2 separate regions of the Homo sapiens genome follow, and region 1 is linked to region 2. Evidence: chromatin loops called from intact Hi-C (ENCODE). Cell type or tissue: dorsolateral prefrontal cortex. All regions are shown on one strand. Region 1 overlaps ENTREP2 (endosomal transmembrane epsin interactor 2). Region 2 overlaps ENTREP2 (endosomal transmembrane epsin interactor 2).

Region 1 (4,000 bases), 67 kb before region 2:
CAACCCATGTATGTGTGTCTGTGTCCACTGGACTCCCCGCTAGCATGTCTACGAAGGAACAGGCTCACAGGTGCAGATATGACAGCAGAAGAGGTGTCCCCACATGGAAGATAGAGAGCCATTGGAGCTGGGCACCTTTCTTTGCAGAGAGGAAGAAACAGAATCCCAGAGGCTGCCGGGAGCCAAGCCAGACAAACTCTCTCCAGCCCAGAACCAGGAGGACTTGTCTGGAGGGAGCGGCTGCCACCCACGGCCTAGTGAACCTGGAACTCGAAACTTTTCAAGAGAAGCTAAGAATTGCGATTTTTTAATGTGGTGTTCCCCAACTATACCCTCAAATACTATATGATCTCCCCCAAGAATAAAAGAAAGTAAACTTTAAAAGTCACTGTCCATTGGCCGTCAGGTGACCAGTCAGCAGCAGCCCTGCCCAGCTTCTTTGTTTGATTTGTTCTTGTCATTGAAGTTGAGCAACGGAGAGTAATTTGTTAAGGACTGACCAGGTGTCCAGTGCTGTATTCATGTTTTCAGTTTTGCCTGGAAACACACGACACTGCTATGAGCAGTTTTCTCCTGTATAGCTCTGAAAGTCATGAGATTGTATCACATGCTATTCTGCTGGATTAGAGACCAGACAAAAACTTAAACTCATAAAAACGTTATTCTTTATTGCTTTGTATTTATGGTATGTTCTAGGAAAGGACAAATACCAACTGGCAGGCATTTTTGTCTGTAAATAGAGTAATTCCTAGTGGGGTGAGCGTGAGGGAGCTGGTGGCCCTGCAGGGCCCCCTCGGAAGCTGGAATGTCTGGAGACTGAAGCAGGCCCCTGAACCTCTCCTGAACATCTCATTCTGCACTTCTCACAGCACATTCTCCTGAGCATGAGTGACGGGAGATGCAAATGGGTGTTATTTTAAATGTAAGAAGGAAGAGGAGGAGGAAAACGTGGTCCACTCAGCATGCTCAGCCTCTCTTCTTGGAGGGTGACAGTGTTACCGAAAAGGGGTCCCAATCCAGACCCCAAGAGAGGGCTATTGGATCTTGCGCAAGAAAGAATTAGAGGCGAGCCCATAGAGTAAAGTGAAAGTTTATTAAGTAAAGGAATAAAGAATGGCTCTCCATAGGCAGAGCAGCCCTAAGGGATGCTGGTTGCCCATTTTCATGGTAATTTCGTGATGATATGCTAAACAAGGGGAGGATTATTCATGCCTTTTCTTTTTGACCATATAGGGTAACTTCCTGACATTGTCATGGGATTTGTAAACTCATGGCGCTGATGGGAGTGTAGCAGTGAGGATGACCCAGAGATCACTCTTGTCACCATCTTGGTTTTGATGGGATTTGGCCAGCTTCTTTACTGCAAACTGTTTTATCAGCAAGGTCTTTATGACCTGTATCTTGTGCTGACCTCCTACCTCATTAGAATGCCTAACCATCTGGGAATGCAGCCCAGTAGGTCTCAGCCTTATTTTACCCAGCCCCTATCCAAGATGGAGTTACTCTGGTTCAAACACCTCTGACAACAACACACACTGAAATGTTACAAGTTGGAGAAGTCATGCAGGAGAGCTCCTAATTTAATGTTTTTGAAACACTGTTTTCCCAAGTTAACTTGACAGAACCTCATGTCGATTCTTTCCAATCTTTTGTTATTCCAAGCACTGCTGCTGCGAACATTCTTGCTTGGGTCTCTGTGGTGGAAAATCGTGCAGTGTTCCTTATTTTCCTGTTACCCAGCACGATTCTCTTTAGCCCTTTCTCCCTTTCTGTCAGCAAAGTGGAGCTCTACTTTGATGACCGTGCTAATTAATGAAATTTCTGAGTCGGGCCTAAAAGTGCAAGTCTACATTATTAACAGAAGAGCCTCAGAAGGAGACGAAGGCAAGACAGGGAGGAGGAATCTCTAACTTATTCCATGTCTCTCGTGTGATAAGAGTGCCTCAGGAGTGCCAGTCTTATTTTCCTGTTCAAGAGGAGGCTTGTGTGAACGTTACTAACTCAGCAAGCTAAGCTGTCCTTGAAAGTGTCGGTCGTGGTGGCTCACACTTGTAATCCCAGCACTTTGAGAGGCCGAGGTGGGCAGATCATGAGGTCAGGAGTTCGAGACCAGCCTGGCCAACACAGTGAAACCCTGTCTCTACTAAAAATACAAAAATTAGCTGGGCGTGGTGGTGGGCACCTATAATCCCAGCTACTTGGGAGGCTGAGGCAGGAGAATCACTTGAACCCAGGAGGCAGAGGTTGCAGTGAGCCAAGATTGTGCCACTGCACTGCAGCCTGGGCGACAGAGCTAGACTCCGTCTCAAAAAAAAAAAAAAAGTGTCATTTGCATTAAAAGGTGGTGTAAAAATTCCCAGGGCTGTAGGAACGGTTGCTGTGTCCTAGGAAGACATGCTTTCAAAGAGAACTCCAGATTCTGGCTTGGTGCTCTCACTTGACAATTTCCTTCTTGGCAGGAGTTCCAACTGGCATCGCAGATTCCCACAGTCCTCAGATTTATTCTCATCCTGTCTCTCTCTCCCTCTTCACGATGGCACACATGAAATGAAAAATTAAAAGCCTGTGACTCAGATCTACTATTTCACAAATAATTTGAACATCTGTTGCAGAGCAAGAGATGAATTAGCAAACGGAATATGACGAAATGAAGACCAAAATAAAGGTGAAATATCTGATGCTAGAAATGAAAAGCAGGTAGTTTTTTTTTTTCCCTAAAAGGTCAACGAATGTTATAAGACTTAATTGTATAATTTATATAATAAAGGTTCTATTTTCTGGAATTAAATAACTTTTTCCTAAATGTTTTGTGTATACACGTTCATGCACCAAAGAAAACCCTAGATTCTCATCAGATTTGAGATTTTAAAGGAGTTCTAAATTCCTTTAGATATATATTTTTCGATGTAAGTTTCCCACCGTTCCTGTGGAGCAGGTAGAAACGCAATTAGCAGATAAAGCACAATTAGAAACAAAGAATGCGGCAGCTCCTCTCCTTCCTCAGCCACATGAGTGCATTTCCTGTGCCACGTGGCTGTGTTCTAATGGGCTTTAATTGCATGAAAAGTGAAAAATCACAAATACTGATCGGTCATAAAGGCCAGGCTTCTTTGCATAAAATATAATAATAAATGCAATGCAGAGCCAAAAATAACGTGCGTTTAAAGGTAAAAATTTAAATTCTAATGAGCTTGGACAGAATCATAACAGACCTAATAGGAACCTTTCTGATCCTGGTTTCTCTGAATTCACATGCGCTAAATGAAAACTAGTAGGCCAGGCTTTGCGTAGGCCAAGTCCCTGAAGGTTCTAGGCTGGGCACTGGAGCCAGCCCACGCAGACCCCTGAGCCAGCCCAGCGGGTCTCCCCAGCCCACAGCCTCAAATAAGCCCTAGAAATCAGGCAGGTGGCCAGGGCTGCTGCCATTAAGCACAGCGACTTCTGGCCTACTGTCTCGCCTCTCTACTTAAAGCTTTAATTTCCAATTTTCTTTTTTATTTTTATTTTTTATTTTTCCATAAGTTATTGGCGAACAGGTGGTATTTGGTTGCATGCGTAGGATCTTTAGTGGTGACTTGTGAGATTTTGGTGCACCCATCACCAGAGCAGCATAACTGCATCCTATTTGTAGTCCTTTATCCCTCACCCCCTTCCTACTTTTCCCCTCAAGTACCCACAGTCCATTGTATTACTCTTACACCTTTGCATCCTCATAGCTTAGCTCCCACATATTAGTGAGAACATACGATGTTTGGTTTTCCATTCTTGATTTACTTCACTTAGAATAGTAGTCTCCAATCTCATCCAGGTCACTGCAAATGCCATTAATTCATTCCTTTTTATGGCTGAGTAGTATTCCATCATATATATATATATATATATATATATATATATATATATATATATATATATTTATGCACCACAGTTCCTTTGTACACTCATTGACTGATGGGCATTTGGATTGTTTCCACAGTTTTGCAATTGCGAACTGTGCTGCTAT
Region 2 (4,000 bases):
CAGTAAACAGCCACGCCCTTTTGTTCTGAACTTCAGAGTCACCCTCAGACCGGCATCTGCATGCCTCCTCCTGGGCTCTGCTTGACTCCTCTCCGGTACCGCCTCACGGGTCACTGCCCTGTGTCCAGTCTCACTTCAACCGATGTTTACTCCATCTATAGTTCTGTGCTAGGCCCTCCCTGCAAAGGTGTCTTTCTCAATCAATTCTCAAAACAGGTTGCATGGGCTAGGCACCGTGGCTTGCACTTGTAATCCCAGCACTTTGGGAGGCCGAGGAGGGTGGATCACCTGAGGTCAGGAGTTCGAGACCAGCCTGGCCAACATGGTGAAACCCCATCTCTACTAAAAATACAAAAAAAATTAGCCAGCCATGGTGGCGGGCACCTGTAGACCCAGCTACTCAGGAGGCTGAGGCAGGAGAATCGCTTGAACCTGGGAGATGGAAGTTGCAGTGAGCCAAGATCACGCTACTGCACTCCAGCATGGACTGGAGCAAGACTCCATCTCAAAAACAAAACAAAACAAAACAAAAACGCCACCACCACCACAAACAACAACAACAACAAAAAACAGGTTGTATGACCTCTTTCCCAGCATCACACATCTTCAGTGGCATTCCATTACCTGCAAAATACAATCTAGGCTCCTCAGCCTCCCTCCAGCCCCACCTGTGCCTGCTGTTTGCCACAACTAAGCCCCCATCCTGCTCCATGTCTAGCAGCTGTAGGAGCAGGGAGGGCAGTGGAGATGCCTATAGTAGGATCCCTAAGGCAGTCCGCCTAGTCCTGCTACAAACATTAGAAAACGCAAACAAAAAAGCCACCAAGAGCTTCTGGCCAAGATGGAGTAGCAGGACATTGGATTTAACCTCCTGCCTGAAACAGCCCCCCAAAATGAACACAGTGTAGGAAGACACTATCAGGCAATGAAGAACCCTGATCCCTGAGGGGTGGGTGATAAATGAGGTGAGCCCTACGATTGCCCCAGCTTACTGCCTTGAGACAGTTTCCAGGTTCAGTGCTGGAAAGGGAACACAGCAGGGTCCCTGCAGACTCCCTGGGGTGGGCGTAGAGGGCTGAGAGTCTGAGGGGGATCAAGGCCTGGAGACAAGAGTTCTTAGGACAGAGCACCATCGAGGGCAGAGCTGCACCAGGAGAGAAACATGGGGGTCTTCAGAGGGTCTGCCTGGAGTTGTCAGTTGGATGCTGGTTAGCACGTGCATATGAAGAAACGACCTGAGTCTGGGAAAAGAACTGCCTGAAAGGATTAGTGATAACAGTGCCTGGTGCTCACACAGGAACAGTGCCTGTTCCCACATCATTCAGGGACTCGGATAGGCCTTACCTCCAAAGTGGGGAATAGTTAGCCCTAAACTGAGCCTTGCCTTGGTTCTGCCTAACGCTTCTTCTTTTTTTTTTTTTTCTTTTTATGAGATGGAGTCTCGTTCTGTTGCCCAGGCTGGAGTGCAGTGGCGCGATCTTGGCTCACTGCAAGCTCCACCTCCTGGGTTCACGCCATTCTCCTGCCTCAGCCTCCCAAGTAGCTGGGACTACAGGCGCCGGCCACCACGCCCGACTAATTTTTTGTATTTTTAGTAGAGACGGGGTTTCACCGTGTTAGCCAGGATGGTCTCGATCTCCTGACCTTGTGATCCACCCACCTTGGCCTCCCAAAGTGCTGGGATTACAGGCATGAGCCACCACGCCCGGCCGGTTCTGCCTAACGCTTCTTAAGTTCAGGACTCATTTTTCTGCCTTCACATGTGCATGGGGTTCTATAAACTTGGGAAAGTGTTTAAACACTGTATGTTAACCACCTTCCATGATATTATCCTAATCACACTTCTTTACTGTTTCACAGTGTGGGCTTGAGAACTGATGAGCAGCTTCTGAGGAAGGGGATTGGGCAGTGATGTTTGTAGGAGAACAGGGAATTGTCCAGAGGATGTTACAGATTGGAACACATGGGCTCATGTATACATGAACGAGCCCTGAGGATGCTGCTAGACTCTGTGTGCCCACATCCTAGCACACGCACAGAGCATGTCAGTGAGGGTGGCATTCCCCGTCTCCTCTTGAGCACTTGCCAACCCCTTGATTAGATAACTGAAACTAATCTGATTAATGCCATAGCCTTTGTGGTGAAAGATTCATGTTTTCTGATAGCTTTTTGAGTGTGTCCAGTATTTTGTACACTTGTATATGAAAAGATTTAATTGAAGGACATACTATCATTCTAAATCTTTTTTTTTTCTATTTCTGACATGGATTTGAGAGTAAGCTTCTCAATGAAGGCTATATTGCACTTCGACTGTTAAAACTCCATCAAGTTTACCCTCTAAGAGCACAAGATGGAGATGTCTGCTTTCATGATCTTAGTCATCTTATATTTTTATTTATAATGCTCAAGGTTCTAGCTAGCACCACGAGGCAAAAAAAAAGAACAATAATAATAATAAAAGGTAATAAAATGGAAGGAAATCAATAAAACACTTGCAGATGGCCTGATTGTCTACACAGAAAATCCCCTGGCATCTTCAAAAAATTGTTAGAACTAATAATTTCAGCAAAGTCCCAAGATATCAATTTCAGCAAAGTCTCAAGATATCACATAGACATACAAAAATCAATCACATTTCTATGTACTAACAACATTTGGAAAATGAAATTAAAAACATAAAAAGGAACCTAAACCTAAAACTCACATCTTATTCAAAATTTAACTTAAAATGGATGATATTAGCTGGGCACAGTGGTATGCATGTGTGGTCTCAGTTACTGAGGAGGCTGAGGTGGGAGGATCACTTGAGCCCAGAAGGTCGAGGCTGCAGTGAGCCATGACTGTGCCACTGCACTCCAGCCTGGGCAACAGAGCAAGACCCTGTCTCAGAACAAAAATGGAGCATAGACTTAAATGCAAACTATGAAACTATAAAAACTTTCAGAAAAAAATGGGAGAAACTGTTCACAATCTGGGGCTTGACAAAGTTTTAGACTTGACACCAAAAGTATGGAACAAAAGTTGATCAGTTGGATCTCAAGAACATTAAAATTTTTTGTTCTTTAAAAACTCAGATATAATGGACTTAATGCTTGTGTCCCTCCAAAATTCATATGTTGAAATTCTAATTCCCAATATGTTATTATTTAATAGGAGGCAGGGCCTTTGGGAGGTTGTTAGGTCATGAGGGTAGATTCCACATGATGGGATTAATACACTTTTAAAAGAGGCACCAGAGAGCTCCCCTGCCCTCTTTTCACTAAGCAAGGACACAGTGAGACATTAGCCATCTTCAACCAGGAAGCAGGCCCTTACCAGAATCCAACAGGCTGGCACCCTGATCTCAGACTTCCAGACTTCAGGACTGTGAGAAGTGACTGTTGTTAGAGCTACCTGGTCTATGGTATTTTTGTAATAGCAGCCTGAGCTGACTAAGACTCTATGTGAAACATGAAAAGACAAGCTACAGTCTGGGGGAAAATATTTGCAAACCACCTATCTGACAAAGAACTAGTACCTAGAATACATAAAGAACTCTCATAACTCAACACTACAAAAAAAAAAAAGTAAACATTACAATCAATTAGAAAATGGGCAAAAAACATGAACAGACATTTTACCAAAGAGGATCTCTAGATGGCAAATAAGCACATGAAAAGATGTTCGACATCATTAGCATCAGGGAAATGCAAAATAAAACATTTTATAAAGGAGTATCATTATGCACCTATGAGAATAGCTAAAACACAAACAGTGACACCAAATGTTGGCAATCATGCAGAGAAACCCAATCACTCATACACTGCTGGTGGGAATTAAAAATTGTTCAGCCACTCTGGAAGGCATTTTTTCAGTTTTTAAAATAAAACTAAACATGCAATTACTGTACAAATCAGCAATTGTGCTCCTGGACATTTATCTCGGAGAAACAAAAACTTATGTTCACACAAAAACCTATAAACAAAGGCTCACAACAGCTTTATTTGTAATAGCCCACAAC

What was found. Peaks named below come from ENCODE experiments on the same cell type or tissue, not always from the same donor. Only the 100,000 strongest peaks of a DNase experiment are listed, where the experiment ranks them.
Region 1: a loop joins it to region 2, with 2.5 times the contacts of the local background. A loop is called at or near these places in 2 of 110 quality-filtered maps.

The regions. Positions count from the first base shown.
Region 1 is chr15:29,219,527-29,223,526 of GRCh38, reverse strand. All of the region lies in intron 3 of ENTREP2 (endosomal transmembrane epsin interactor 2), which reads left to right. Among named protein-coding and RNA genes, the nearest start is that of NSMCE3, 48 kb to the left of the region's middle. In dorsolateral prefrontal cortex, no CTCF peak of the experiment used is centred here; a DNase peak (open chromatin) is centred at 2,456.
Region 2 is chr15:29,152,712-29,156,711 of GRCh38, reverse strand. The region is part of intron 4 of ENTREP2 (endosomal transmembrane epsin interactor 2); the gene reads left to right. Among named protein-coding and RNA genes, the nearest start is that of NSMCE3, 120 kb to the left of the region's middle. In dorsolateral prefrontal cortex, no CTCF peak of the experiment used is centred here; no DNase peak of the experiment used is centred here.